4 separate regions of the Mus musculus genome follow, and regions 2, 3 and 4 are each linked to region 1. Evidence: chromatin loops called from intact Hi-C (ENCODE). Cell type or tissue: left cerebral cortex. All regions are shown on one strand. Each heading gives the region's core, and the rest is flanking DNA. Links, peaks and the distances in the headings are about the cores only. Region 1 holds the start of Gm34974 (a long non-coding RNA gene). Region 2 overlaps Gm51680 (a long non-coding RNA gene). Region 3 has its middle 12 kb from the start of 1700036A12Rik. Region 4 overlaps Uaca (uveal autoantigen with coiled-coil domains and ankyrin repeats).

Region 1 (7,994 bases), core at 1,803-6,802:
ACCTCAACCTCCTGGCCTTTTCACCAAGGACTTTCAAGGACTCCCAGCTTGGCTTCCCTCTCTCTCTGGCTGGGGTGGTGGAGTCACCTTTCTGCCCCAGGGCCACCTCAGCTCCTCGCTCTGTTTGTTCTCAAGCAAACCCTTCCTCCTGTTTACTCAGCAAAGATTCTTCTAAGACAGGCTAAGCACACCGTTTACTCTGCTAACAAGTCTTGGCATAGACAGGGAGCCTCGTGTTGACTTATTCTTGAGCCTTCGTTGACATTCACCGGGTAACACAAACACAGAAGACAGCCTGGGAGCACGGGCCTGACACAGCGCTAGGAACTTGCCTGGAAAGGGCCATGCTATCTGTTTTGGTTAGAATCACCCCCTGAGGTAAAAATAATACTGTCCACACAGAAGAGATTCCAACTCGAAACTGTCCCGGCAGGAATGAGGACATCCGAAAGAGACACTTGTGCCCCCACTTTGGCTTTTACACTATTTAAACAGTGGACCCCAAGAAGTTGGAATTTCCCCCCAGGATTTTGTGAAGGGAGAAGGAAAAGTCAGACCTGGTGCCAGCCAGGGGGAAGCCCAGCCAGTGATGGGCAGGAGCACTGCTTGGCCAGAGCTGTTCACCTGGGCATACCTTTTGCCATCTAATTAAGCCTAAATCTTGTGTCAAGATCCAAGATGGACTTGGGCATTCTCTGGGCTTCATTATGTGCCCCCCCCCAAAGTATCCATGTTGAAAAAAATCCCCCTTCTCGTCTCTTCACTGTGACTTGCTTGTTTGACTGGCCTATTGAAGGTGGGGGTGGCCAAACGTAGCTCTCTGGCACTAACAGGGCCCAGGCTCTGTCTGGTCCTAACAACCCTGGTAGCACAAAGCTCTCCTTTAGGTTTTGGGTTTCAGCAGCTGAGCACTTTTCCGAAGGCCTCTGAAAGGCTCCTTGGTTTTTCTTTACAAGACCACATGTGATCCTGCAATATTTGGGGACCATGGCACACTCCCACAGCCCAAGGGGCTGTGGGTTCAATTCCATCTGTACTCTTAGTGGTCCTGGGATCTTGGGACAGTCCCTTTCTTTCTCTGGCTTTCAGTGTCCCCTCCTCCTCCTCCTTCCCCCCTCCTCCCCCGCCCTCCTCCCCCTCCTCCTCCTCTTCTTCCTTCTCCTCCTCTTCTATTTTCTTTTTTTTTTTCCTTTGCTCTATTTCTTTAGGCAAGGTCTCACTATGTAGCTCCTTGCTAGTCTGGACAACTCCTTATCTAAACCAGGCTGGCCTTAGATTTACAGAGATTTGCCTGCCTCTGCTTACCAAGGGCTGGGGATTCAGGATGTGTACCATCACACCTGGTCTCGGTGTCCATTTTTATGGTTCAGGGCAGTTGTCTGGGTGTGTACCTCTGAGCCGTCATGCTGGAGTATTCAAGACGACTCGTTGAGTGAATGAGCACACCGCAGTGACTGGTCTCTTCCACCTGTGCCATCTTGTGTCCAAACCGTCCCTAAGGTGGCTCTACTTGGGTCATCGTCTGACAGGATCTGCCTATCACAGGTTCAGCTGTGAGGCTGAGGTGGCTTCTGCTGCTTCTCCTGCCTCCTCCCCTCCTCTCTATCCCAGCAGGTGCTTGTAACTGGAATGTCTTTTCAGGTGAGGTGCCCTGTGTATTGGGTTTGTCTTTGTTGCCCAGAAACTGTTGACATCCAAGACATCCTGTTGCCTTCCCTGGGTAATGAAAAATTGATTACTTTTCTCTGTCGGCAGGAACTCCATAGCTGTTCACCTTGGCCCCTAGGGTGGGAAACGTTCGCTTCTCATCGCACAGGCGTTTGCTTCCTTTCTGGAAGCTGAGGTGTTGGTGAGGAAAACGTAGAAGCAAGTCTCTGGGCTAGGGGCCAGGTCTTAAGGGCGCTTCTTGTGGCAAGTGTGGTTCATTTCTCTTCAGATGCTGCTAGGGCCAGCCGATGCTGTTGCCAGGCAACCCCTAGCTCAGCTCCTCTCCACAGCATCTCGATGCTCACCCAGCCCAGAGCATTTCCCTGTCTCCCAGGCTTTGGATCATCCTTGCCCCCCTCTGCAGACTGAAACCCTGTGAATGCCCATTTGCCTCATTTCTCCTCTTGGCTGTGCATTAGGCTGGCTATTTCCACACAGGGTGGCTGCTAGGCTTCTGAAAGGAGCATGACTTTCTAGATCTAGGAGGGACTTCCGTGCACCCAGCCCTTCTGGGTACATTTGGGTACATGTACATTTTTGAAGATGGTGTTCCGGGAGAGTACTTGATGTGTGGCCACAGGACTCAGCATCAAGATTCCTGATTAGTGGCTGTGACATTTGTCTGATTGCTCTGTGCATCCTTGCTGGCTGCAGAGGTCAGACTGTGGAACCAGAGTTACAGATGGTTGTGAGCCACCATATAGGTGCTGGGGATTGAACCTGGGTTCTCTGCAACAGCAGCCATTGCTCTTAACCACCACTGAACCATCTTTCCTGTTCCAAGGAGGTTTTCAAAGCGACCAATGGGTTCCTGAGGGTGGGGCTGGTGAATGGGTCTTTGACAAGCCATCTTCTTCCTCCTGGGCTGATTTTGAAGGGCAAGTATACCTTGCTTTCTAGACAGGAGGCTTTCAGTTGCCTGTGCTTCCTGCACACTCTCCATAGCGCTGCGCTCTTAGGTCCTTGCCTCAGCTATTAAGAAACCATTCCTGGAGACACGAGACTCTGCTGGCCTTGACCCCGGGCAAGTCTTGCACAGTGAACTGATCTCATGCCTCCCTCACTAACACAGCCTACAGTGTGGTTGTGGACAACACCTGTAGTTCCAGCTACTTCAGGGACCACTGTCCTCAGGGGTATCCCCTGGGCCCCTGAGACATCCCCACTTCTGCTTTTGACCTGGAGCTGAGTCACAGGAGTGGCCCAAGAGAGCCCTGCTGCCTATGAGTGGTTAACTATTCAGGAGATGGAGCCCTCATGCTGGCCCAGGAACCTCTGGCTTTCTTTGTGTGCTTAGGACCACTGTGGCCTGGGGGCACATGCTGGCTCGCAAAAAAGTGGCTAAGTTACTGAATACAAAAGACGCCTTTCAAGCAGCCTCTGGTTCTTTCTCCTCCTCACCCTCCTCCTCATCCCTTCTCCTCCTCCTAACCCTCCCTCCCTCCTCCTCCTCCTCCTCCTCCTCCTCTTCTTCCCTCCTCTCCCTTCTCTTTCCTCCCGCTTCCCTTCTTTCAGGTTCCAAATAAGAGTCCTACCAGAGTACAACAATGTGCTTTCCTTTTGAGACAGGATCCTAGGCTGGCTTTGAACTCAGTTTGCATCCCAGGCTTCCCTTGAGCTTGTTATCCTCTGCTTCAGCCTTCTCAGTTGTTGGATTTACAGACCTCGTGCTCAGTTGCCTTCTTGCCTCTTCCTCTAATTAATCTTTATTCCATTTTACATAAACCATCGGCTCTCAATAGATTGGAAGTTGGTGATATGGGTCAGTGAATAAAAAGTGTTTGCTATAAAACCCCAATGAACATCGGGCGTGGTGGTGCACACCTTTAATCTCAGCACTCGGGAGGCAGAGGCAGGCAGATTTCTGAGTTCGAGGCCAGCCTGGTCTACAAAGTGAGTTCCAGGACAGCCAGGGCTATACAGAGAAACCATGTCTTGAAAAACCAACAAAACAAAACAAAACAAAACAAAACACAAACAAACCAAAAACCCAATGACCTAAGTTTGAACCCCCCCAGAACCCATAAAAAGTTGCCCCCTGACCTCCGCATGCGTGCTGTGGTCTGTGGGTCCCCTGTAATAAAGTAAATCAACACACAGTAGGCTGGAAGTTTTCCGGAGACACAGGGGCCTATTAGTCAGCCTTCATGAAGGAAGTCCTGTCACTCATGATAGCAGCCTGGAAAGACATGAGAAACTGCTTGTGTGGAGTCAGAGACTGCTGAATTGAGCTGAGGATGCAGCTCAGGGACAGAGAGTTACTTTCTCCCCACTGAGAACGTGGCTTCCTATCAGCCAGGTACTAGACAGCAGCAATGGTGAACCTGAACGTATATATTTTTGGTGGGGATGGAGGGAGTTGAGACAAAGTCCTGCTATGTAACTTACTACATAGACCAGGTTGCCCTCAAACTCATGGTGATCCTCCTGCCTCTGACTCCCCAGTGCTTGGATTACAGGAAGGTGTGTCATCATACCTGGCTTCAGAATGGAGCATGTAGGATGGTATTTAGCAGAAACGGAGGGGGGAGTGGTAGTAGAACTGGGCTCTATGGATCATTCAGGCAGAGGGGATGAGATTCCTGAGGTCTGTTGCATGGCGTGGTGGTTAGAGTTAGCACTAACGTGTTGTAAACTTACAAAGTGTGAGCTTAAAACATTCTCACCGTGGAAAATAAGAATTGTGGGCGATGGATACGTTATTTATCTCCACTTGTTCTACAGTTATCACATGCCACGTGGTACACTGAAAATATACACCATCATCATCTGTCGGTTGATGATAGAAATAAATAAACTCAAGGGCTACCTGTGCCTTTCTCACAGGCGGCCTCCCAGGTACTCTGTAGGGCTGAGTCCGTGGCGTTCTCTTTTTGGGCAGCAGGGGGCAGCAGCGACTTGGGACTCGTCGGATCAGATCGGGTTTCCTCATTATCCAAGCGTCTTTGGCTCTTTCTGAAGTCTGGGAAAGAGGTGGAGTTCAGTTTTTTGTTTTTTGTTTTGTTTTGTTTTTTTAATTGAGTTTTACGAAGTCTCCAGGGAGCGCGCCCAGGAGGATCATCCGTATAGAGCTGAAAGGAGAGTGAGGACCCAGGAAGGGGAGCCGCATGAGGCTTCGGTGTGTGCGGCACAGGGTTCTGACTCTGGGCTGCCTGCGTTTGAGTTGTCACTCGAAACTGAGGTCTTGAGAAAGCCACCCACTCAGATGTCTTGTTTTCTCAGGTGCAAGGGCACTAGAGTGGCAGTGGCAGCTACAGTCAGGGTGATGACTTGACGTTGTGCCTGGCCTGGGTGGATACACCACCCATGTGTTCATTATGTCGAAGACCCAGCCAGCCATTTTTCCCTCCTAGGATCCTGTGACATTGGGAGATGTCAGCCTTTCTGGGTGCACATTTCTCAGGAGGACAGCTGGTTCCACAAATCTCCAGAAATGCTGTATTGAGATTTGGCTCAGCCTGTGCCTTCTCTAGGATGCCTGCAGGGATGGACCCCATCACCCTGTTTATCATAGTAAATTCTTCAGTGCTGTGAATTCTTCTTGTTGCCTACCCTTCCTGGCACGGACTCCACACATTCGACAGTATATGAGACATCATCATGGTTTCTGCTGCACAGTGGAATACCCCGTGGCAAGGTGACTGTGAGTCTAGCAACTAGAGTCAGGCCGCCTGGGTTGAAATCTTGTCATTGGCTTTTGCCAGCTACATGATTTGAGGCAAAATGCTCTATGCCCGTGAGCCTTAGTTTCTCTGTTGTGCCTTGTATCCTAGGGTGATAATTGAAGGAAAGCAGGTGATGGCTAGATGCCTATGGTGTCTGTTTAGCCAGAAGAGGAAGTGGGTCAGGAAAGAGAGGGTCTGTCTTTGGTACTTGCCAGACTCTGGGTGCTAGACATACAGTCTTGTCACCACCACCCCCCATCCCTGCATGTGGGGTCTGATTTGCAGATGAGGAACTTAAGACTCAGTTTACCCACGCCTGAAGAGTAGGAAGAGCTGGAGTTAGGGTGCCCTGCCAGTCTCTGACAGAATCCAGAGTTGCTCTTTTCCTTATTGGTGGCTGGAGGGGTGGGAGAATACGAGGGTGTTTTGTCCTTTTTGTCAAAGACTGGAAGACCAGAGATGTCCACGTTTCCCTGATTTTTTCCCCCAAGCTCCAGGAGGGACTTCAAGAGGGTAAAGGAGTTTAGTGAGAAAGTGGAGATCAGGATCGTCTTTTGAACAGTGGGAACTGATCCAGCAGGAGGGAATGAGAGTGGGCAGCAGGGGGCGCCGTGGCACCAGCAGAGAGCCGCTGCTTTCCAGAGAAGGGATGGGCTTTTCTGAAAGAGGCTCAGCCTGGACGAGGCCAGTGAGGGAATTCTGCCTGAGAGCTGAGGACCGGAGGTTCATAAGGTAGGTACTTTGGAATCTCTTCTTTCCTCTTTCTTGATTTGTGACTCTGGGTAAGTCTTTTAACCTCTTGCAGCTTTGTCGACCTGCCTCCCCCCCCCCCCACCGTGTGTGTGTGTGTGTGTGTGTGTGTGTGTGTGTGTGTATGTGTGTGTGTGTGTTCATGCATGCATATGTGTGAATATGTCTGCAGAGGCCAAAGGTCAGCCTTGAGTGTTGTTCCTCAGAAATATATATATATATATATATATATATATGTATATGTATATATATACATATATATAAAATTGTGTGTGTGTGTGTGTGTTTTGTCTGCATGAATGTCTATGCACCATATGTGTGCCTGGTGCCCACAGAGGCCAAAAGAGGGCATCAGATCCCCTGAAAATGGAGTTACAGATGCTTGTGAATCGCCATGTGGTTGTTGGGAATCAAATCCAGGACTCGCTGGCAGAGCAGCCAGTGCTCTTGACCACAGAGCCATCTCTCCAGCCTCCAATCTCTCACTTGTCTGGGATGGGGATGAACGTTGAAAGTGATAAAGCTAGGTACATATTGTGTGATTCTACTTTCCTAGATGACACAAATCCCTTGACCTGGAAGTGTGTGAATTCATTAGTCTCTGGGAAATAGGGGGTGAGAGTCTGAATGTGTGTGACTAGGATGCTCTGTGGAAGCAGAGGTTAGCATCTGGGGTCCTCCTCTGCTGTTCTGCACCTGGGTTTTTGGGATAGAGTGTCTCATGGAACCCAGAGCTCACCAATTCAGCTAGGCTTGCTGGCCAGCAAGCACGCGTGATGTCTCTGTCCCCCTAGTGCTGGGGTGACAGCTGCTCGCAGCCCTGCTTGGTTTTTGAGTTGGTTCTGGGGACCTGGACTCAGGTCTAATACTTACTGAAACCTCATCTCCACAGCCCCTTAGTTTCATATTTGAAAACTTTTGTTTTTAATATTTTGATTTGTTTTGTTTCAGCAAGGAAAAATTTATCTGAGACAGACTTTCATATATTCCAGACTGGCCTCAGACTCACTATGTAGCTGAAGATAACCTTGAAGTTCTGATCCTCCTGCCTCTACTTCTAGAGTTTTGGAGTCATGGGTATTAGTCACCATACCCCACTTTTCTATTATTTTTCAAGGGGGAAAATTATATTGTAACTTGTCAGGGCAAGTCTCTTAACCAATATTCTAAAATCTAGGAAAAACAGACCAGCGTGTTTATATGCGCTACACACAATCATGTCCGGCTGTAAAAAGCTTATGGCTTTGCTTCCTGGTCACGGCAAGACTAATAGGGACATTAACAAGCGGTCACTGGTCACTCTGCACAGAACTCTGCCATTCAGCGTTAGCAATGGCCAAGGGCACCTTTCCCTTCATCTCACCTTCAAGTAATTTAGAATACAACTTAATTCAGTCTACTAATTGTTTTAGGGAAGTCCCTCCATCCCTCTCATACATACTGTTTTGTTTATACCTCCTGGGTATACCTGAGGTTGTGCTCCGTGCACAGGAGGAGGCATGCGCCACTGATGCCTTCCAAGCCTGCAAGACCTTACTCGGTGCACTGGGAAGAGACCAAGAGGTCCAGGGCCTTTTCCTGATTCTTGTGGTGACTGTGGCAAGATTCAGTTGGGAGGTCAGGCTCCCTGGGTTTAAGGTGACTCTGGGCTTTGCCTCAGGACCTCAGGTCTGTCCTGGAGCTGTGCTAATTAATGCAGGGCACTGGACTGGTTTACTGGACAAGTCATTTTGCATATGGACACTGCTGGCTGCACTCAAGGAGTTGTCTGTGATCCTGTCCCTGCCTCCCTTCAGAAGGTCAAGGGCTCTCAGTAAATACACCTGCTGGTTGTTTACAGAGCTCAGGCTGGAGACCAGATTAGGCACTTCC
Region 2 (7,994 bases), core at 1,630-6,629, 900 kb after region 1:
ACCCATTGGGGTCAGACGCTACCTTGAGCCACTGTCCCTTCAACAGTGACAACCTCTGCTCATTAATCATACTCATTTCTGGCTTTCTGCCATTCATTTGCATATAAAGATGGCTAACACAAAAGGGACAGATCCAGGAGTGAAGGCTGAGAAGGGTTTGGGGGGGGGTGTTCTAAAGGCTCAGGTCAAAGGTATCGGGGTGCATTTTTTATTCTTCCACATACACACCTTTTCTTCTTCTCTTTGGGGGCAAGTCCTGTACAGACGAGGAAACCGGAGAATCCCAAGGAGATCGAAAGACTTGTGTTCTCCAAGCTGTCTCTATCAGGCAGCAGGCCAGTTGTGTTATCTCACACACAATGGGTGAGTCTCAGGGGAACGTGAGAGATAGGTGCTGTCTCAATAAAACACAACTTGGGACCTGAGGACCACCACCTGAGGCCCTCCACACACATGTATGTGTTCTCATACATGCACATGAGTGGCAAGAGTCAAGGCATCGATTCCCAAATGTCCCCAGGGAGCCTACTATCTGCCCCCTTACCACACAGACAAGTCATGAGGCTTCAGGTGGCACCCTGAGCTGGATAGCAGCACAGCTAGGTAGCACTGGCCCTGGTTTAGCTACACGCACTGCCTTCTCCTGGTGCTCAGGGCTGTGTATGAAGCAAGGTGGTAGAGCAGAACTGTCTAGCTGAGTTCCCTCCTCCACTGCCCTAGCAGTTTGAGGAGTGAGGCACTGCACAGCCCAGCCAGGCACCCTTCACTCGTACAGGGGTCAGGGATCCTGTGTGCTGAGGCTTAGACATGGAAGGCCAGAATTAGTCCTTAAGTTTGTCAACCACCTGCTTAGGAACTCCTTCCAGGAGACCCATACTGCAGTCTGACAAGATGCCAGCCCCTTCACCTCCACACTCACCCATGTTGCTTTAAATCACATCACTGAGCCTTGCTTCCGAACACAAAGCACGCATGTGGTGTGTTACAGTGGTCTCACTATGCTGCTAGGACTGGCCTGGAACTCCCTCTGTAGAGCCTGCCTGGCCTGGAGCTCACAGAGACCCACGGTCTCTGCCTCTGCCTCCCAAGTGCAGGGATTTAAAGGCATGCATCACACATCTGGCTGAATTATGGTGTTTCCAATGTGCATGAAAAGTATTTGGCTCTTATAGATACATAATGATTTAATTATAGAAAACAAAGACAATATTTCTTACTGTCATTACTCAGCAACTAAGCGTCAAATTAGTGTATTGTGGGGTTGTACTGTACTAGAATGTTCGGTTTATTTCTTCCCATGTGTGTCCTCACATGTGCCTGCGTGAGGGCCCGCGTGTTACTTGTCATGTGGGGTGAGAGGACAGCTTTATGGAGCTGCTTCTTTCCTTCTACCATGGAAGTTCCAGAAATCAGACTCAGGTCACCAGCCTACCAAGGCGAGTGCTTTCTCCTGCTAAGTTACCTTGCTAGTTCCAAATATCGGATTTTAAATTTTATTTGAGTTTCATTTTTAAAAAGGGGTTTCAAAATTAATTTTGTTTTGACATCAAACTATTTCTGATATGGTTTTAAATACCCCTCCCCCATTTTGTCTATGCGTTTACCTGAAGTAGATTCCTCAGTATATATGATCATAAAATCAAATTGTCAGTCAACTCTGAAAAACATTGAAGTTGCTTAATATCCTGCAGCATCAAATATTCAGCCACTGTCTAATTCTTCCTTTGAAGATAAGCAAGTACACCCATTTCATTAGGATGCAAAAAGTTTAAGCCCTGACTTAGGCATGTATTCAATCCCAATTACCATTTCCTCCTCTTAAAATGATAATGGAAAAGCAATCTGATCAACATAATTTATACTCATGTGTCCTCAACTAATAGTGCTATTGGAGAGGGGGGGAGGGAGAGAGAGAGAGAGAGAGAGGACAGTTGGTCAGTCTGTGAGATCTCTGGAAGGTTGCTTTGCACACCCTTGCCTGGGAAAGGACCCCAGGGACTCGTTACTGTCAGGTTTGTCACTGCATTAAATTCAGCCAGTAGAACAAGCAAGTGGGTGCAAAGGGACATGCATGCTGGCACTTGTTACTTGGGAGGGATCCAGCTAAGAGAGCCCTGCTGCTGGGGAGACTCTGCCCCATCCAAGAATCTTCTTCTAGAAACATCCGACGTGCATTGCTGGAGCCTCGGTGCGAGGGATGCTGGGCCCAGCATTGGTAGCATCTGGCAGCATTCTAGGACTGCTCTACCTGAAAGTTCCAACGTCTTCCACATTCCCCTCAGGAGACAAGCCAGTCCCAAAGGCCTTAGGACCATATGGTTATGACAATGCCCCACTCGTGGTACAAACTTTCTCTACCAGTTACTTTTTTCCTTGACATGAACAAATAAATAGTTGACAAACTCAATCAGAAGGGCTCATTTGCTAGATGGAGAGGCAAAGGGAACAAGAAGAGGAACAGAGAAATGAGAGAAACAGCCACTGAGGCCAGACAAGGCAGCCCAGTTAGGGGAATGGGATCCACAGGCATGCAACACAGTCAGGGACAGCCCCACTCTAGTTGCTGGGAGAACTGCATGGAGAGCAAGCTGCACATATGCTACATATGTGGGGCAGGGGTGGGGCAGCCTAGTGTTTACCATGTGAAAAGCAGATGTAGTGAATTACAGGGACGTGTCACCTCTCCCTGCCTGGTGACATCCCTTCAACCCTGAGAGACGCTATGCAGACCAGCACGTAAGGGTGAGGGGGGCCCCCCACCACATCAAACATCTGGACCAGACCCTGAGCCTGGGGGAGCATCTCCCCACACAAGGCCTTCAGCGTTTCACCTCCAACATTCAGGTCAGATTAGCATTCCAAGCCAGTCATTCACTGCCAAGGACCAGGGCTCCGGCCCTCCATCATCCTCTGTTGTTGTATGTATAAGACAGCGGTGGCTATCAATTCTTGAAGGCAGGGCAGGGGCCGGGGGGGGGGGGGGTGCTTGTCTGCTGCTAGGGCCTCCGGGTGTGGTTAGGAGTCACACTGAAAGGACTGTGCCGGCCTAGAAACTGCATGACCTCAAAGCTCAAGGAGATGTGAGAGGAAATGAAAGGGCTCAGGACAGAGTACATGGAATCAGAGATGCCACAGCCAGCCAGCTGAAGTACAGTCTCAAGCTGGATGGAGTCTCTTCTACTCAAGCCTCATGGCCCTGCACACACTCGCACACACACGCACACTCGCACACACACACACACACACACGCACACACACGCACACACACACGCACACACACCACACCTGCCTGCACGCACGCAGGTTCCCACTGCAGAACACTCTTAGGCTAGGAACATGGCAGGTGTATGAACTCCCTGTGGGAGGTGCTGGGAAGGAGGATAACATCCTTGCAGGCCTCTTCCCCGCCCCTCCCTCCTTCCCCAGCCTGGTGCATCTCCTTGACTCCTCAGCCTCAGCATCAAAGATTCATCAAAGCTGAGACCCAGCAAAGCGTGTGCTTCACATCTTTAAACGCGCTTCTTCCCAATGAAAAATTCAGTGGAAAAGGCAGGAAATTGAAGGGGGTTCAAAGAGGAATCAGAGAGGGAAGGGAGGCTTCAGAAAGGAACCGGGGGCGGGGGGGGGGGGAGATGAGCAGCTCTCTCTGTTATGGCGGCACTGAAGCCACAGTACATTTACCAAGCATCTGCCTCACTTGAGGCACAGGGCAGGCACACAAGTGGGTCCTTCATATGGCAGCATGGGCGGAGGAGCACCGTGCAATTCTGGGAAAGCCATTCCGAGATCACAGAGACGGTTCTGCAGAAGAAACAGATTGGCTCCTGGGTATGGGGAGTGTAGAGTTCAGGAGGTGTGAGCCTCAAACATTCTAGAGTCTAGATTACTCATGTCCGCACCGGAGTTTAGTGCCTGCCCTTTCTATCACCTGGTAAAGGAGGAACATGCTGTGTGTGTGTGTGTGTGTGTGTGTGTGTGTGTGTGTGTGTGTGTGTATGAGAGAGAGAGAGAGAGAGAGAGAGAGAGAGAGAGAGAGAGAGAGAGAGAGAAATATATATAGACAGACAGACAGAGAAAGAGACAGATACAGAAAGAAATAGGGAGGGACAGAGAGGCTGAGAGACAGAGAGAACTGAGGCATGCATGCATGCACACGCACGCACACGCACACACACACAGAGACGGAGAGACAGAGAGGCAGAACAGAAACTGAGAGAGATCTGGTGTTGTGGGAATCAGAGCAGGGATCATTTCCAGCAGGAAACTGGGGTACCCTTACTAGAGAAGAAAACAGTGTTCCACATAATAGAAGACGAGCAAGCATTCAGGAGAGGAGGCAGGCCACCTGACATATGAACAGAGACCATGCAGCTAAGGTGCCCAGACCTCCTGGCAAAGGGCAATGTATGTCTGGCCTGTAGGGGGAGCTGGCTCCAGGGAACAGGAGGACGACTAGACTCGGATGACGCCATCGAACCACCCCCACCCCAACCCCCATCAAGGAAGGCCATGTGTCTGCAGGGGTTGAGGGAGCTCGGGTGCTTGTTCATCTCAACCCTCAGTGACTTGTCACCTATTATGAGTCATAGCTGCCCTCAAACCTCAGTTTCCTGATCTGCAAATGAAGATACCAGTCAGTCATCTAAAACTTCCTCTTCTGGCTCATTTGATTCTGGCAGCTTGGTTCTGTTGCCCATGTGAGGGAGGGGCAGGAAGCTCAGAACGACAAGATCTAACCATGGCTTCCCCATTCTCCCAAAGGGCACCCCATCACTACCCACAGCCCCCTCATGTCAAACCAGTCTCTGGTTACCAGTATCCTGTGGATGGAGGAGCCTCAGACATATGCCAGGAAGCTGTCCTAGGTCCCAGGCTCCTCCTTTCTCTATGCTGGAACATCATCCACTCTGGCCCTGCAGATGAGCAGGAAATGTCCATGCCTAAGGTAGGCAACCCAAGAGCCCTCACCAACCTGGGGTTGAGCTCAGATTCACAGGCTGCGGACCTCACCCTACTCTCTACTGGCAACGTTCAAGGTCAGACGGAACCTGATGGTAAATTTCCACATCCTGGCCAGACCTAGTGGCCCTTGAGAAGAAACCAGAGCAGAACTTACTTGTGAAATAGCAACTGACACCTAGGTAGAGTTGGCAGGTGTCAGCTGCTATGTGATATACCTACCTCCCACCCCCTACCTCCACCCCCACCCCCACTCTTCTGTGGGAAGCATGCTGACTGCCCAGCTCAGCTCTGGTACAGCACAGCAAAGTGGCTTGTGGCTTGGGCTTTGGGGTCAGAGGTGTGGTTGGGATTGCCAGCTCAACAGTTTGCTAGCTAGATGATGTTAACCTTAAATGGCTTTTCTTGTCTTTGCTGAGCCTCAGTGTTCCCACCTGTAAGACTGGAGTATGACCGTAAAGATCAAATGTGACCATGATCTTACAGAACAGGGTTCTAATAGCCATCAGCTGATAGTAGAATTGTTGCTGAGGCAGCTCAGCAGTTTGTAGCTAACCAACCAAGTGGGCTGGTTCAACTTGACTCCTTGAAGCTGTGTGGCTGGCCCCACCCAGAGTTTCAAAGCTTGATGATTCCACAGTGCCCTCTTCCTGCTTAGTGGGGCCATTACCACCATCAACGCCGTCCTGAAGATAGCAAGCCTTCCATTTCTGCCCTCTGCAGTCCTGGCCCTAGAACATGGCTCCCAAAATACAATACCACAACACTATCAACAGATGGCCCCTCCCTGAAGGTGTTGAGGTTGTCAAGGGTCTCCCTCCTCCCCCCTCCCTCATCTGTCTGTCTCTCTCTGTCTCTGTCTCTCTCTGTCTCTGTGTGTGTATCTGTCTGTCTCTCCCTCTGTCTCTCTGTCTCTCTCTCTTTCACACACACACACACACACACACACACACACACACACACACCAGCTCAACTACCATGTCCAACAACAGTCTTTTCATTTAAAAGAAAATTAAGGGACTCAGGAATATTCATTCCACAAAGACAAACACTAGGACCAGAGTTCAAGCCCCAGGATCCACATGTTAAAAAGCTGGACATAGTGGTTGGCATGACCTTGTAACCCTAGCACCGGGGAAGTGGAAGCAGGCAGTTCTCTGGGGTTGGATGACCAGACAGCTTAGCCTACTTGGTAAGTTCCAGGTCGAGTGAGAGACACTGTCCCAAAACACAAGATAGATAGCACCTAGGAGTCAGTGCTGTCCTCAGACCTCTGTTAGATCCAAAGGAAACTCCAGTTCCTCAACCTTCAAAAGCCAATCCAACTATGCAGAAATGTTCAACCTGAGCTGCATAGGAGGATTTCTGGTGGCTAAATAAAAGCCAGCCTTCCTCGGGAACTTGTGAGGCCACTTCCCATCTGCCAAAGGGACCATTTCTCTTTTCTCTAGCAGTGGGACCTACGGCTCTCCATTGACACACACCTGTGGTTGAAGTACCATAAGTACTTTGTCTACATTTCAAAGTGCCCACTCCAGCCTCCTGGCCCCTCCCTCCCCACAGATGCTCACCCTCCATGTACGGTGCAATTCTCATCATGATCTCTATTCTCTATATCCTGGTCTTCTTCCCTCTCTTGCAGATAGCCCTGGCCACGTTCAGTCTACTTCTTTTTCTCTCTGCTCTGGACTGTTCCAGATGCCTCTGGCTGTTCTCTCACTCATATCTACAGTTAAAACAAACAAACAAACACACAAAACAAACACAAAACAAAAAAACACAAAACAAACCTTTTTCCTTAGCCATACCATGAAGTAGTCACGTCAGCAGTTTCTTTACTGCACCCACTCACCTACAATCTCTGCATGCATGTGCACACTTGTGCATGACCACATACAATTTCTTCTAAAGATCGTGGCGATGTGGGGCTGGGGGAGATGGGGTGGAGAAACAGAAAGAAGATTCCACTTCCCACAAGCTTCCAGGCAGGGGAGGAAGTGGGGAACAGAAGGCTGCCATTCCAACAACTTCATATGCTTTCTGTAAGTTTGATGCAGCAAGCCGCCCAGCTCAGGGGTCAACTGCAAGCTAGGGGTTGGGGGACAGCCATGTGGCTAATCCCAGGTAAGCAGGCAGAGCCCCAGGTAGGTGAGTGTCTCGTGGAGAGTTAAAGGTTCTTTGGAAAGTCAGTTGGATGGTGTTTTGCTGGAGCAAATACATGAGGAATGTTTCACTGAAGCAGACAAAGGAGAGAGGATGTTCTGCTAAAGCAAGCACATGAAAGGACACATGTTGAAAGGTTCTTTGATAACGACATGCATGTATTGGTCCACCTTACATTGCATAGTTGAGCTGCATTTGTCGGGACTCCATAGAGGGACACACCAAAAAAAACTTCTGGTGATGTGCTGCAGTTTCTGCCACTTCCACAGATTTGTGATGTCATCTGAGACAGCTGCACATGCTGAGGTAAGACCCATGGAGGACACGTAACGTCTTGGTGGGTATAAAAAGGACTCAACAACAGTGACAGAGGCTGAGCTGGGCTTGCTAACAGAGCTAGATGTGCAACGCTTGTGAGTTTTGCGTCTTTATTTGCTTCCTTGAGAGAGGCATAGCCAAGAACTTCTCCTGATCTTCCTCCTGGTCCCTCCTGCTGACTTGTGTCGAGGCTGAGGCCTGGCTGTCTCATGCCACTGCTGCTGATTCATTTTTGCTATCCCGACTCTACAGAACTCAACTGCTGGTGTATCCTGGAAGTGTTTTTGAGTGGATCGAGCTGCCGCTGTCTGCTAACCTGTGAACTGAACTGCCAATTTCCAGACAACACAGATGGGAGTTGCTCCAAAGAACCTTTCTAAACAGGTCCACTTTCCCCATATCCTTTCTTTTCTACTACCTTTGGTGGGTGGTGGGCTAGAAGGGAGGTTAAAGTGTTTAAGAACCATTATTAAAAATAGGCGCTTGAAAAAATTAGTTACAATTGTCTCACCAGCCTTAGTTCCAGGCCCAACCCTGCTATGGAAACCTTGTTT
Region 3 (7,994 bases), core at 1,036-6,035, 1.1 Mb after region 1:
TGAGCATTTATTAGTGTTGGAGCCATGATTATCAATACCTGGCATTTATCATCCACTTTCAGAATGCCAGGCATCGTTCTAGATACCTTATGGACAGAACCTCATTATTCCTCACAACCTAGTGGGGTGGATGCCACTGTGACTGCATTTCAGATGAAGAAATGGAGTCAAAGGGAGTTAAGTAGGTTGTTCTAGGTGAGGCAGCTAGTAAGCGGCAAGGGAGGGGTGACTCTTGGGTGTCCAGTTCACTGCCAAGTGGGTGCCTCCTTTTTCAGACACAGGAAGTGAAGGGAGAAGATACACAAAACAGATGTGCAACGTGAGATGCCTGGCCTCACGCTGGGAAGAGCCGGGAAGGCAGTGTGTGCCTAGGCAGGAGGCCAAGGAGAGTAACTGCACTGGAAATATCGGTTTGGACACCAGCAGCTTGGCTATGTAGGGGGCAGAAAACATGGGCTGAGGACAGAATGTCAAGGACAGAGTCAAGGACAGGATCTGGGAAAAATCCCAAGAGCAAAAGGGCTGTGGATGAAATGGAGCCAGATACAGCTCGTGGGAAGGAGGAGCGGCTGCAAGACTAAGACAGGTACCAGGAGCAAGCACGTGGAAGCACAGTCTGGGAGAAGGGAAAGGCTCTCTACAAGGGAACAATGTTGCCTGTGTCAGAAACACGCCAAGGGATGGATTCACTGGCAAGAGCTGCATAGCAGCCGCTGTAAGTGTACACTTGGGGCCTGGAGGCCTCCTGCTCCTGGAGCCCCTGGGTCAGGGACCACACTGGGGCAACCGAAGCTCAGTGCTTCATGAACATGCAGATTCCTGGGGCCTATTCCTGAGACTTGAATTTATAAGGGGTGGAGCTGCGGCCCAGGAATCTGAATCTTTAACAAGGTAAGGCCCCGAAGATGGTATTTCTTTCCCCGCACCTGCTCCAGATTCTGGCTTCTTGTTAAATGATCCGTGCTCTCTGCTTTGGGAGATCAGCATGTGAGCGGCCAACCTTTTCAGTTCATGCCTTCCCCCAGGGCCTTGGACAACCATATCCAAAGACAACAATGAGCAAAATCTCTGTCTCTATCTGTCTGTCTCTTTCTTACAGATACAGAGAGAGAGAGAGAAAGAGAGAGAGAGAGAGAGAGAGAGAGAGAGAGAGAGAGAGAATATCAAAGAGAAAGCCACTTGCTTCCAAAATAAGCACACATCTACATAGCACCCTAAATGTACCCATTCTCTTCTGATCCCTGAAGCAAAGCCAAACTGGTCCTGGTTAGGTCTGGGATGGGAGAAATGGACCCAAGTAAGTGCCTATAAACACAGCCAACCCAACCAAAGAGTAGGAAAACAGAACGGTAAGATGGCTCTAAGCCACTAGAGTCAATATAAGTATATTTATTCTTAGTGTGTAGGGGACACAGAGGTGACAGCTGAGAACCATATGGAAAGAACAAGAGCTGGAGATGTGGGCAGAACCTGACGGACCATCCGAGACCGGTGGTAGAGTTACACTGGCCCAGCCATGGAACATCTTCCACATACACTAGGAATTTGGACTTCAAGTCTTGAAGAAATGGAGAGCCTGTGTGGTTTTGAAGTAGGAACTGTGTATTGTATTTTAGAGAGCTCAGGAGATCAGCTGTGGGAAGCTGGAAACCTCTCCGTCTCCTGTGGCATCCAGCAGAGGGATCTCCATCAGAGAGAGCACCCTGGCGTGTACCTGGCACTGGCAGACGCAGGTCTTGGAGTTTGTCTCTTCTAAGCTGTGGAAGCTGAAGACTGTAGTGTGGGAATAAACCATGGGGTATGAGGAGGGGCATGGGAGGAGGGGAAGACACACTCAATGCAATTCCTCAAATGGGGGGAGGAAGGGGGGCGCATTCCTTTCCTTATCTAAATATGTATTTAAAATAATCACAGAAAATAAAGTTGAGCTTTTGCAAGCTGGGTTAAGGGAGGCGAGCTAGAAATGCACAAAACCCAGCAAAGTAGGAAAAATAAGCAGAGGAGAAAAGAATATAAAAACAGGAAGTCTGCAGGCAGCAATTCCCCATGAGGTCATCGGCAAAGGCCCCAGAGGTTGATTCTCTGCAGGCCACAGGGTGTGGAAAGAAAAGCAGGAACCGTCTCTCAGAGCCCTGGGCACTAGGACAGGTCAGAACACGGTCAACGCTGGAGGCAGCTGGAAAATGTGAAAGCCATTTGTCCATGGGATGGGTGTGGGGGTGGTCTTCAGGCTGCCCAGCCCCAGTGGGAGGAGTGGAGTGGGAAACAGGGAACTGATAGCTAAAGCTGTGACCCGGGTCTGGGTCTAACTGAGGTGACTGAGTATGGCTAGGGAGGCCTCCAAGAAAGTGTGGTCTGGGGACATACTAATGACACCCAGCTATGATGTCAGTAGGACCTGAGACCAGGTAAAAAGTGGGTTCTATTTGCTTGTTGTTTTGTTGTTGTTTTTAATTTATAGCAAACTATTGTCCTGACAGCCAAGCTCAGAGCCTGCGTGACTGTGACCACTCAGAGAGGCATTTTTGCCCCCTCATACATGGGATGTCAGTGGTGGCTCTGACGTGAAGGGTCATGGAGGCACAGGGGACTAAAAGTGGGGGGAAAAGCTGGGGGTCCTGTGAGAGTGTGCCAAAGGACGAGCTTGGTGAAGTTCCCCACGTGCCACTCACGTGACTCTTTCTTTGGAGATAGGGTCTCTCATTGGCCCAAAGCTCAAAGCTCAGCAAGTATAATAGCTGGTGAGCTCCACCCCCACCCCATTCCTAACCCATCTGTTTATCCATCCCCAGTGATGAGATTATAAGGCGCCCGGCCTGGCTTTTTCACTTGAGTGCCAGGGTGAGGTAGTTCCCTCTCTTTGTGTGTTTCATCTCTCTCTCTCTCTCTCTCTCTCTCTCTCTCTCTCTGTGTGTGTGTGTGTGTGTGTGTGTGTGTGGTATATGCGTAAGTATAAGTGCAGGTATGTGCTCCTGTGCAGATCTTAAAGGAAGGCACTGGGTGTCTTATCTCCCACTTTCTGCATCACTGCTCCAAAGAGTCTGTCACTGAGCCAGAGGCTCAGGATTTCATTACACTCCATCCATCTCCCACAGTGGCGGGGCTCCAGTCCCGTGCAGCACGCCCAGCTGTCTCCTGAGTGTGCTGATTCAAACTCAGGACCTCGTGCTCACTTGGCTCTCTCTGTCTCTTATCTACTGTGAGGCAGAGAGCCTCCTGCACACACCCCTGCTGCCATGAGGTGCTGCCCAGGGTCTCGGAGGCCCAGCCACCACCACAGAGGAGTCTTCTGAAGCCAAGATGAATCGGCAAAACGCCCCAACCCTGGCATCTATGTCTCCTCCAAGTCTGTTTCCCTGTCACCCATTTGGTGGGAAGGTATGGAGAACTATCTGGAAATGTAAATATTCTTGGCAGGGACTTGTTTGCATAGCAACCGAATGGGACCACTTACTATCTTTGCGGACAAAATATTTTAGTCCTCAGGCCAAGTCTAACTTCCCAGGAGTCAGTGAGCACACAGAGGTCAAGCAAGAGGCTTTGCTGCTCTCAAGTTTTTCCAATTACTTTGAGTGTTTATGATTCATCTACCTAATAAGATAAAGGGCCAAAATAAAACCAAGAAAAAAATGACACCTTTGCTCCTTTTTCCATCTCCAGGTTCAAGTACTCTTTCACCTTTTCTTTCGAAAAGTCCAGGCCTGAGCATTGCTCTAGTGTGACCTTCGATGTTTCGCCACCTGGTGGTCTCAGTGGTAACTGCATGTTCATGCTTCAACATCCCGTGTTTGTGGAGTGTCCACTGTGTATCAGGCACTACACAGTGGTAACTGTACTTACTCACTTCATATTCATATTAAATATAAGGTTCTGCCTGTGTGGTTAGACGCTCACCATGGATTAGTATCAAATGCACTACAGATACCCCGTAGCTGCTGTTATAGGAACCCATGAGCATCGTGACCAAAGTTACTTGAGGAGGCAAGGGTTTATTTGACTTTCACATCACAGTCCATCGCTGAGGAGAGTCAGGGATGGAGCTAAGCAGGAACCTGGAGTGAACAGAAACCATGGTGGAATGCTTCTTACTGGCTTTCCCCCTCTGGCTTGTGCTCAGCTTGTTTTCTTATACAACCCACCTACCTAGGGAATGGTACCACCCAGAGTGGGCTGGGTGTTCATAAACAATTATCAACCAACAGTTCCTACAGGCCAATCTGATGGAGGTAATTTCTCAATTGAGATCCCCCTCTTCCCAGGTGTGTCAACGTGACAAGCAAGATGAGCTGTCACCACAGCCTGAGTCAGACACCATCCTGTTTGTTGCCATTATAACTGGACAAATTTCCCTGCACACATGCAAACAAAACCAGATATCTGCACCTTCACCACATGGAGACAGAAACTTAGAAATAGCAGGCCCCATCTTCTGAGAACTTCAATAGTTTTCATGTTCCCAGAGAGTTTCTGAGCAGTGCTATTATTAAGGAAGACAGGGCTGGGGAAGATGGCTCAATGGGTAAGGACCCACATTCAAGCCCTAACACCCACATACAAAGCCAGGCATGGTGGTGCATGCCTGTAACCCCATTGCTAGAAGGCAAGAGTTAGTGGCAGCAGACTCTAGGTGCTTGCTGGTCAGCCAGTTTAGCTGAACCAGGGAGCTTCAGTTTCTCTGAGACACCCTGCCTCAGAAAATAAAGTGGAGAAGCAGTTGAGGGAAACACCTGAAACTGACCATTGACCTCTTGCTGTGTGTGTTCACATATGCAGATAAATGTTCACATTTAGCATGTATATGTATGCATATAGAAGTCTGGGGACAACCTCAGCTGTCATTTCTCAGTAGTCATATATGGTATGTATGTATGTATGTATGTATGTATTATGTATGTATAGGATCTCTATTTTTTAACTAGGCTAGACTATCTGGCCAGCAAGCCCAAATGTTTTGTCTGTTTCTACCTCCCCAGTAACACCACACCATGCCTGTGAGGGGAAGGGGGGTGGATGGGTGGATGGATGGATGGATGGATGGATGGGTGGGTGGATGGATGGATGGAGGGATGGGTGGATGGATGGATGGAGGGGTGGACGGAGGGAGGGGGAGGGGAGGGATGTACCCATGGAGGCCAGCAGAGGCTGTCAGATGCTCTACTTTATTACTCTTCACTTTACCCCCTTAAAACAGGGAGCTCACTATTTTGGGCTAGGCCGGTTGGCCAGCAAGCTCCTGGTTTAGACCTGTCTCGGCCTCATAGCACTAGAGTGACAGGTACATGTGGCCACACCCAGGTCTTTTACATGGCTACTGGGGATTTGAACTCAGGTCTAGCAAATGATCTCAGCCACTGAACCAGCCCCTCAGTCCCCCACCCAGCTCTGGACATGGTTTCTGAGGATCCAGCCCAGGGAAGCACCTTGAGGACAGACACACAGTTAGTGGGTGACACGGTCCAATCATAGCGTTCTAAAGAGAATGTGTATTAAGGAGACTGTCCTTTTGTGACTGGGTTACCTCACTCAGGATGATATTTTCTAGTTCCATCCATTTGCCTAAGAATTTCATAAATTCATTGTTTGCAATAGCCGAATAGTACTCCATTGTGTAAATGTACCACATTTTCTGTATCCATTCCTCTGTCGAGGGACACCTGGGTTCTTTCCAGCTCCTGGCTACTATAAATAAGGCTGTGATGAGCATAGTGGAGCAGGTGTCCTTATTACATGTTGAAGCATCTTCTGGGTATATGCCCAGGAGTGGCATTGCTGGATCTTCCGGTAGTACTATGTCCAACTTTCAGAGGAACCACCGAACTGATTTCCAGAGTGGTTGTACCAGCTTGCAATCCCACCAGCAATGGAGGAGTGTTCCTCTTTCTCCACAACCTCGCCAGCATCTGCTGTCACATGCTGTCACAAAAGAACACACATGGTATGCACTCACTGATAAGTAGATATTAGCCCAGAAGCTTGGAATACCCAAGATACAATTCACAAACCACATGAAACACAAGAAGGAAGATCAAAGTGTGGATACTTCAATCATTCTTAGAAAGGGGAACAAAACACCCATGGAAGGAGATACAGAGACAAAGTGTGGAACAGAGATGGACAGAATGACCATCCAGACACCTGGGGATCCATCCCATATACAATCACCAAACCCAGACACTTTGTGGATGCCAACAAGTGCTTGCTGACAGGAGCCTGATATAGCTGACTCCGGGGAGGCTCCACCATTGCCTGACAAATACAGAGGTGGATGGTCACAGCCTACCATTGGACTGAGTGCAGGGTCCCCAATGAAGGAGCTAGAGAAAGGACCCAAGGAGCTGAAGGGGTTAGCAGCCCCATAGGAGGAACAACAATATGAACTAACCAGTATCCCAGAGTTCCCAGGGGCTAAACCACCAACCAAAGAATACACATGGTGGGACTCATGGCTCTAGCTGCATATGTAGCAGAGGATGGCCTAGTTGGTCATCAATGGGAGGAGAGGCCCTTGGTCCTGTGAAGACTCAATGCCCCAATGTAGGGGAACGCCAGAGCCAGGAAACGGGAGTGGGTGGGTAGGTGGGCAGGGGGAGTGGGGAGGGGATCGGGCATTTTCAGAGGGGAAATCAGGAATGAGAACAACATTTGAATGTAAATAAAGTAAATGTCTAATTTTTTTTTTAAAGGAGACTGTCTGTCTAAGTGGAAGACAGGCAGAAGGTCAAGGGCACATCGTGTGTGCCCTGTCACTCACACCACTGCCTGCAGTTTTCCTTGTGAGCACCAGAAGCCTGGCCTCGGCTGCTCAGGCAAACCCTCTCCGTGTGCACTGGAGCATCCTTTAGCAGCTCGAGAAGTTACACATTCTCTCTTGAGAGAGCATGGGAAGAGAATGGCCCCATGGTGGCCTTCCCTGTACATACACAGGAAAGGCATGGGCTGCTGGGGGTGGCTCACCTAGTTGTGGTCCACACAGAACCCAAAGCTTCTGGAAGAAAACAGAATGTAGAGGGAGACAAGCCAGGGAAACTGGGAAGGGGTGGGATGGGGTGGGAGCAACCCTCCTTCCAAGTGCAGAGGGACATGGCCCCGTAAGAGAAAGGAAAAGCTGGCATTTAAGCCTCACAATAAACTGCCCTGCCACTGTAAGAGAGAAGGCCAGCCCGGAGCATGGCTTCTGCTTAGTTTAGTTTGGGTAGCAGTGCCACATTCAAGCAGAGACATGAGGTCCTATTTATAAAACCTCTTATAAACAAGGGATAATATTTAATACAGTTGGGAAGCCTGTGGTGATGGCTCAGCAGTTAAGAGTACTTGCTGCTTGCTCTCCTGGAGGGCTCAAGTTCAGTTCCCAGCACTCACATTGGCAGCTCACAACCACCTGTCACTCCAACTCCAAAATATCTGATGCCCTCTTCTAGCCTCTGAAGGCACTACATTCATGTGCACACATCCACATAGTTAAAAATGAAATCTTAATGAATGGTCCCCAAGGCCTGTGTAGGCAGGCAAGAGTTCTACCACTGAGTTACACCCCAGCCCAGAAGGCAGACAGCTAAGAACAAGGTTCCAACACACAGAAGAGTAAGTCAGTATGATATAATATCCTGGTTTTTCACTTACACCTGAGGAAACTAAGACCCAGAGAGTGGGGATGACCACCGATGGGACCACTGAGATCACTGTGGCTGGAACCTGCTTCTCTTGACCCCCAACTCAGAGCCTATTTGTATTTTCAGTTTTCCCAGGTGTCTCCCTGACCCTGGGAATGTGAACATTGGCTCTAGTGAACACATGGAAGACAACTCGTGGGAAACTCGGAGGAACGCACCAGCCTTTTATGGGGTTTTCTCGAGCCAGTTAAAGATAAGTTTTATTATCTCCCTGTCTCTCTCTCTCTCTCTCCCTCTCTTTTTGTAGAAGAGCAATTACCAGTGTCAGTGCAAACAGGGGGTTGGGTCTCCGAGTTAGAATTCCCTGCTTTGTTTGTGCCTATC
Region 4 (7,994 bases), core at 1,018-6,017, 1.1 Mb after region 1:
GGGCTGGGATGAGAGCTTTATCAGTACAGTGTCTGCTGTGGCTCAGATCCCCAGCACCCATATCAAAGAACAAGGCCTGGTGCTGTGTCTGTCATCCAGGGCTGGGGACCTTGAGCTCATTGGCCATCCTGTGTAGAAAATTGGCGAACAACAGATTCAGCAAGAGACAGTTTCAAAACACTAAAGAAGTGAATGAGGTTAGTGCCTTGATGCCCACCCCTGACTTCCACATGCATATGCACCTCCACACATGTGTACAAATACATATATACACACATACATTCACAAAAAACCCACATATAAACACATATATAAAACACATACATTCACATTTATAAACACATAAAAATGAAAGGGCATGGCCTGCTGTCATATTTACATCTATCTTTTAAAAATGTAGCATCCATCACAGCTTGTTGTCTGAGAAACACTTCTAAGTGCACACACAAGGGCCACACCCTGAGACCTGTGAACCCTTAGTTTGGGTTCTATTGCTTTTTCTTCCCTAGTAAACGAGCTCTAAGGAAACCAGTTCATCACCAGTGGTGGGTGGTGACACAGACTTGTTTCCCTCCCCTCTGGTAAGCTAATCCCTTTGCAGAGTGACTTCCAGCTCCTCCCATGGGGCCTGGCACACACTTCCTCATCCATGGAGTGTGAGCTGGCCTGGGAACTTGTTTGACTTGACCAACAGAATGCAGCAGAGGTAACCTGTGGGACTGTAAGGTGAGGCCTCAGGAGACCTGCGCTGACCACTGTGGCTCTCTGAGAAGATCACTGGCTCACTGGACGGGGCTGGAGCCTTGAGGATACTCGATCATGAAAGAAAAGGAGCCCGGCCATGCAGCCGCCCAGCCAAGCAAGCACTTCACAGTGCCACCATGTTAGGTCCTCTAGTCCTAGTGGTCCCACTCCACTAATGTAGCCACAAGAGTGCCCTGGAGCAACACAACAACCATGGATCAGACTGCAGACTAAGCACTCACCTACAGATTCAGTCGCATATAAAGTAGTTGTTTTAAGTCTCCTGTGGAAGCCAGCAGAGGGCATCAGATTTCCTGGTGATGGAGTTACAGGCAATTATGAGCACCACCACCCTGGGTGCTGGGCAACCAACTCAGGCCCCCTGTTCCGCTGGTGTTTACACTTAACCACTGAGCCATCTCTCCAGTCCCACCGCCAACCACTTTATTGTCTTAAAAGAAGAAGGCAGGCAGCAGGCACAGTTCAATAGTTATTTCTAATAATACATGATGCTGATAAAATTGAAATGAAGGATTACTTCTCTCTCTTTCCCCAAAGGTGCACAGGTAATTCTCACCTGCTCCATGGCAACCCTTCAGAGATTGACAAATTTCTTTGTGAAAGGTTGGGCAATGTTTTGAGCTTAGCAGACAAACACATTCTCGGCTGCAGCTTCTCTACTCTGCCACCGTAGAATAGAAACAGCCACAGACAGAATGTGTAGCTATTTGAATGTTCCCCACAGGCTAAGAGATTGGAACACTTGGTTCCCAGTTGATGCACTGTTGCGGGAGGTTTAGGTGGTTCAGCCTTGCTAGAGGAGTGCCACACTGGAGGTGGGCTTTGAGATTAACAGCCCTGGGCCATTTCTATCGCTCTTTCTGCTTTGTGCTTGCAGTTCACCACCGGAGCTCTCAGATTCCTGCTTCTGCTACCATGCTGGCTATTAGCTAGCTTGCCTCTGCTCTCCCACAATGGAGGAATGCACGGCAGCACACAGGCAGACCAGTTGCTGGAGAAGTTGAGAGTTCTGCATCCAGATCCACAGGCTGCAGGAAGAGAGAAACCCTGGGCCTGGTTTGGGCCCATTTCCTCCAACAAGGCCATGACTCCTAATCCTTTCTAATAGTGCCACTCCCTAAGCATTCAAATATAGGAGCCTCTGAAGGCCATTCTTATTCAAACTACCACAGGGTCTTAGCCGTTCTGCGAAGAATCCAAAGCCTACCTGAACTGGAAAATGGTGATAATCCTCCTGTATTAGGGGGTTAGCAAAGTTGATTAGCACAGAGATAAATAAATCAAAGGGAAAGGGGTAAACTGGGTAAATGCAGGTTCTTTAAAGGGTAAATCAGTCTGATTGGTTGCTAGAAGAGTGGCCCTGGCCAAAATTAACCTAAGATTTCCCAGATGGTTAGTGTCAGTCATCAAGAACAAAAGCTATGAGACTGGCCTCTGGGCATGTCTGTTGAGGGGCATCCTAATCAATTGATTAAGTTGGGAAGACTTGCCCACTGTGGGTGGCACCACTCCCTGGGCAGGAGACCCTAAGCTGTGTAAGGAGAAAGCAAGCTGAGCACTCCCATGCAGACTAGCATCCATCACTCGCTTCTGACTGTGGACATAGGGATGTAACAAGACTAGCTGCTTCCGGCTCCTGGTGCCTTGACTCCCCTACCACGAAGGGCAGTAATATCCTTGAACTGTAAGTGAACATAAACCTCTTCTCCTTTAAATTGCTTTCGTCAGTGTATTTTATCACAGCGGCAGGAAAGAAAACTAAGACCGTCAGCGTTTACTGAGGCAGCACCTCACGCAGCTCTCAACCATAACCAAGACAGTTTATTACCATCTTCATTCTGCCCATGAAAAGAATCTTGCAGTCGCTCAGTGACTATCCGCATTGCACAGTTGCCAATGCCAGCTAAAACTCCAGCCCTGGGCTAGCCCTGAAGTACCTTTTTTCCTATGTCATACTGTCAAAAAAAAAAAAAAAAAAAAAAAAAAGGGTAAAGATTTACTAATTGGTTATAAAAGTGAGGCTGGAGAGATGGTCAGGATAAAGCCCTTGCCAGGCAAGCATTAGAACCCAGTCAGGTAGGTGTGATGATGGCCTGTCTAGAGACTACAGAGTCCTAGGGTGAGCTGGCTAGCTGATGGGAAAGCCTTGGCCAAAGACCTTACATCAGCAAATGAAGAGGGACAGGAAGACACCCAAGTCAATCTTTAGCCTTTTCAGGCATGCATGTGTGTCCTGCCCCCCCCCCACCCCACCCCCCCACACACAAATACACTATGAACAAACACACAAAGTAGACAGGAGAATATTTATACCTAAAACTCAGTTCTAAGGCTGAATTCTGTTGAATAAACATATTATTCATCAGATTTTTTATACTCCAATTGTTCTTATAGATGCAACAGCCAAGAGTCTAAAACAATATACCTTTGTTCTCTACTCAGTAAATCTGAAGTTTTTGCCACAGAAATTCAGGCTCTGCAAATTCATACAAGTTATGTCTTCAGTATAACTTTTTAAAATGCAAAACAAAAAATTTAAGGCAAATTAATGATGAATCAAAACAATGGGTGATGCATCTCAGGCACTTTAAACACCACAGCAGTCATTCGGAAGCTTCCACACCCCTTTCTAAACTACACGCAGGGGGAATTTTGTTCTACAACGGTGTGTTCACGGTAGGAAAAAAAGCAAATACTAAATAAAATACTAATATATGTTCTAAACAAGATGGGAGAGAGGCAAAAAAGGGAAGAAGAAAAATCACCATGAAAACCATTCTATTGGGAGCTGGAGAGATGGCTCAGCAGTTAAGAACGTGGAAGCTGTTGCAGCAGATCCTTTCAGTTTCCAGCACCCACATCAAGCGGCTCACAACTGTCCACAATTCTAGCTCCAGAGAGAACTGATGCCTCTGGCTTCTGTGGGCACTGCACTCACATGTACATGCCCAAACTTGGATACATACACATAATTAAAAATAAATCTTTTTAAAAAGATCATATTAATGTTCTTTTTTGTTACTGATATTTACAGAGTTTGTAATACCTAGATACACATTAAATCTTTAACTAAAAATGGAACCATAATATGTATATATTTCGCTTAAGTAATTATTCTTAATATAACTTCAACAGAAGTGCTGATAAATACTACCAATATGAAAACTGCCAAGGCTTTTATTAAAATATCAACCTCTCTGGCTCCCTCTGGTGGCCACTACAAGAAATCTGGTCTTTGCCTTGGGGTAAAAAACAAAAAACAACAACAAACAAACAAAATGATCCAACCAAGACTAGTTTTTGTTACTACAGGACATATGAATAAATTATTTGGGTACATAGTTTGGGCAGACAATGTACAACAGACACTTTCCAAATGAATCTCCTTATTATCCAACATAACAGGATACAATAACTGGACCAAGCTGTGTCCTGCAGAGAAGAATCTCTAAGAGTGCAGGAATCTAAACACATATCCTTGAAAAGCACTAGATTATCCTTCTGAGTGGTGCACATAGTGTGCTTCTTATAATAAATGTTCAGCTGAGACGTGCTTCATAGCTGCGCTGGGGTGTTCCCTTCAGAGTCTACTGATCTGCATGGAATCAGCGGCAGGCAGTTCCACCTATAGGGTTGCAGACCCCTTTAGCTCCTTGGGTACTTTCTCTAGCTCCTCCATTGGGGGCCCTGTGATCCATCCAATAGCTGACTGTGAGCATCCACTTCTGTGTTTGCTAGGCCCCGGCATAGTCTCACAAGAGAGAGCTCTATCTGGGTCCTTTCAGCAAAATCTTGCTAGTATATGCAATGGTGTCAGCGTTTGGAAGCTGATTATGGGATGGATCCCCGGATATGGCAGTCTCTAGATGGTCCATCCTTTTGTCACAGCTCCAAACATTGTCTCTGTAACTCCTTCCATGGGTGTTTTGTTCCCAATTCTAAGAAGGGGCCTAGCTCAGAGCTTCGTGGAAGGGGCGTGGTCTGCACTAATTCCAACCGAGGCATACCCACGACTGCCTCAAATGTGGTCATTATACAGTTAACACTTCCCCCATACAGCAAGCATTCCCCAGCAGACAGCAGTCGGGCACCAAATAACTTTTCTCTGCTTGTTTAAACAGTGACTCCTGAGAGACGGAGGTGGCTCAGTGGATAAAGCACTTGCTGTTTAAGCATGAGGACCTGAGTTCAGATCCCCAGAACCCAAGTAAAAGGCCAGAGAGGTGTGCCTTCTACCTATAATCCCAGCACTCCAGAGACCGAAACAAGGGACTGCCCCGGGGAAAGCTGACTAGACCTGGGAACTTCCTAGCTTGGGGAGAGACTGTGACTCAGTAAATAAACAGAGTGATCAAAAGAGATACCCAGTGTCAGCTTTGGTCCTCGGCCTGCATGCATATGCACGTACATCCCAAGCACATATAACCAGACATACACACTCACATCACATGCACATATACATGTGTTTGAGAAAGGAGACCTAAGACGCACAATTTAAAAACCCTCAAGATTCCCCGCACTTCTTTCACAATAAAGGGCTGCTAGGATAATTGATAATCTTAACTGATGGATTTTTAGCAAATTTAATAACTTTGAAATAGTAATTGTTTCCCCCCACACGCTGCAGTGAGGTATAGAATAGCTAAGAAGTTTCCCTTGTGATATTAAAGGATATTAAATTTCTAAATACAGTTGCTATTTGATTATGATAGAATTGGACTTCCCTAGGGAATCATCTTGTTCAGCTACAGGAACTAGCCTGTGGACCTCGCCACTGGAAAAGCAGATCAGTCAATCTTAGTTAGCGCTGATTCCTGTGACGAAGCCTTCCCTGGCTCCTGAAAGTCAGTCAGTAATACAAGAAACACAGAGTCCTATAAATTGTCACAGGGAACACCCACTGCCAACAAGTTGTGTGAGGCAGCAGACAACACTTCATGGAGGAAATCACCACCCTTCACACTGTCCTTCCAGCCGGAACAAGGACCTCTGTGGGAGGCTAAGTCAGCAGTCTCCATGCAGAGGGATGGACCCTGACCTGACTTAAGATACTTCCTGAATTATCCTTTAACCCAGAAATGGGGACACAACTGGGTGTACCTGGAGGAAATGACAGGGGTGTTCAGGACATATATTGGGTACTCTGACACCAGCCATGCAGAGATAGAGAAGGGAAGATGGAGGAGCGACCACGCCTCCGTCAGGGTCACTTTACAGCCTTGACTGACATACTGCCATTGTTCTGGCCCCCCCCCCATGCCAAGCTTCCTCCTCCACTGGGAGACTCTAGATGGAGGTACCACACACCCGCCAGCTATTCGGGTCTCATTATATAGTAATAAGATGAACTTTAACGTATCAGCAAAATTTCAGCGAGACTCTGTACCTCAAAACACAGTCAGGGTTGAGTCTGATTAAACGAAACTGAAGTGAACTTACTGAGGTGGCAAAAGGTCTTCTCCTAGTGGTCACGGGTGTCACCTAATAAAACTTTTTACAAACTTATGAGAAGCAGAGAAAACTGAAAATCTTAAGTAGTACTGACTTTTCTCAACAGCTAAAAGCAGATTCTCTACCGTTTGTTCTCTTAACCATTTAAGTAAACCTCTCTAAAATTCAGATCTTAAAAGTATAGATTCACTCGGTAGTTTCTCCAGTATGTCCCCCTTCAGTTGGCTTCGGTTTCCTTTTCAGTTGGACTAGGGATAAGGCCATAGAGCCTGGAGCATTGGACAGCTACTCACACCCTCTCCTTTAATATATGAACCCTCCACAAAATGATGTAACATGGAGTTCACAGCTGCAAGGTGTGGGATAAGAAGTCTGTTTTCCTTAGACTCTGGGTGATTATAGGTGTGAGCTACCATGCCTGGACTTTCTTTTACTTCAAGGTTAAGGAAAATGTTTAATAATGAACATATCTAATTTCTAGACGGTTGTATATTTTTATATTGTTACCTATCTGAACCAGTAGATCCATAGCTTCCATATATTCCAGGACCCTGGGACCCAGTGCCCTGGCAGACTGGGGAAGTGCTGTTAGAATGTATTTGTGTTAGCTGCTAATATACATTAAATTAGAGTTGCTTGCTGTTCCTTTAGACTTCACACCAAAGATGGGAAATGAGTTTTTAAATAAATTTGTGTGTATATTATTTTTAATCACTATCTCTACTGTTTTCTTTACTTCAAGTGCAAGTATATGGAAATATGCAAATGAACACTTTAAAAATAGCCTAGAGTAAAACCAGCATATTATCAAACGGCAATAAGGATGGTGACTGCTCATATCGTTTTCCAGTTCTGCATTCTGGACTACATTAATGGCTGATTTCCCTGGCCCTGCTTCTCCCTTGTCTCCTCCACAGGTTAATTCTGCACACTCTATAATGTTTTCTTTTTATAAAAATTTTTAGATGGATTTAATTTTTGCCCGCATGTATGTGCACCATGTGTGCCTAGTATAGATGGAAGAGCTGATGGAATTAGGACTATGGATAACTATGAGCCACACAGAGGTTCTCGGAATGGGACCCAGATCCTCTGCAAGAGCAACAATGGCTCTAAACAGTTGAGCTATCTCTCTAGACTTGGAGAATGTTTGCTTAAACCTAACTCAAACCATGCAACTTCTGGTGGCTAATATTCTTGTCTCTAATATTTACCTAAATCTCAAAAGTAAAATGTTTACACAAACTCAAATTGTAGATTTCTTTATTTAAGCTTTAGTGTGTGTGTGTGTGTGTGTGTGTGTGTGTGTGTGTGTGTGTGTGTGGCTTTAATTCATAAGCTTGATGCAAAAGTGAGGAAAGATAGGGCTCTCCTCTTCAGAGCACAGTAGTATTTCTTCCCTAAGCATCGTCCTCTTAAGGAGTATCCTCGATTCTAAGCAGTCAGAAGCAACCACAAGAGCGTACCTCCCAGGTTACAACCAACCTAGCAAAACTATAAGACAGCCTCACTACTTAAATGAAACAAAGAATTTTCTTGGAGGTACACATGACCACACCCTGAAGTGTCTGTAATGGGTCCAAAGTGCAGTTCCTGTCTCTTCCTAACTCAGCCTCACCCATAACGACCAGAGGTTCCCACAGCTAAAACGCAATCAGTGCAGAGCAATCGGGGAAACCTTCCTTCAACTTCTCTGCTGTACACAGGGAAAGGCCATGACCAACCATGACCAGCAAAGCTGACCCTAAGCTGCAGTGACAACCGTGACAACAGATAGA

The links. A loop is a pair of places that touch in the nucleus more often than their neighbours do. Peaks named below come from ENCODE experiments on the same cell type or tissue, not always from the same donor. Only the 100,000 strongest peaks of a DNase experiment are listed, where the experiment ranks them.
Region 2: it touches region 1 in a loop (2.8-fold over the local background); 8 of 42 quality-filtered maps call a loop at or near these places.
Region 3: it touches region 1 in a loop (4-fold over the local background); 3 of 42 quality-filtered maps call a loop at or near these places.
Region 4: it touches region 1 in a loop (3-fold over the local background); 3 of 42 quality-filtered maps call a loop at or near these places.

What each region holds. Positions count from the first base shown.
Region 1 is chr9:61,896,599-61,904,592 of GRCm38, reverse strand. Gm34974 (a long non-coding RNA gene) reads left to right here and starts at 5,821. Exons shown (of 6, transcript XR_001779199.2): 1 at 5,821-6,104. Gm35058 (a long non-coding RNA gene) reads right to left here and starts at 96. Exons shown (of 3, transcript XR_379526.4): 1 at 1-96. In left cerebral cortex, for the core only: CTCF peaks have their summits at 4,581 (motif pointing right) and 5,968 (motif pointing right); DNase peaks (open chromatin) are centred at 1,944, 4,593 and 5,981.
Region 2 is chr9:60,995,873-61,003,866 of GRCm38, reverse strand. It overlaps Gm51680 (a long non-coding RNA gene), which reads left to right. Exons shown (of 3, transcript XR_003948176.1): 2 at 7,693-7,824. Among named protein-coding and RNA genes, the nearest start is that of Gm5122, 17 kb to the left of the region's middle. In left cerebral cortex, for the core only: CTCF peaks have their summits at 4,412 (motif pointing right) and 5,595; DNase peaks (open chromatin) are centred at 3,758, 4,475, 4,722 and 5,585.
Region 3 is chr9:60,752,205-60,760,198 of GRCm38, reverse strand. No RefSeq gene overlaps it. Among named protein-coding and RNA genes, the nearest start is that of 1700036A12Rik, 12 kb to the left of the region's middle. In left cerebral cortex, for the core only: a CTCF peak has its summit at 3,745 (motif pointing left); a DNase peak (open chromatin) is centred at 3,742.
Region 4 is chr9:60,815,555-60,823,548 of GRCm38, reverse strand. The region is part of intron 1 of Uaca (uveal autoantigen with coiled-coil domains and ankyrin repeats); the gene reads right to left. Among named protein-coding and RNA genes, the nearest start is that of Uaca, 25 kb to the right of the region's middle. In left cerebral cortex, for the core only: CTCF peaks have their summits at 1,031 (motif pointing right) and 3,972 (motif pointing left); a DNase peak (open chromatin) is centred at 3,984.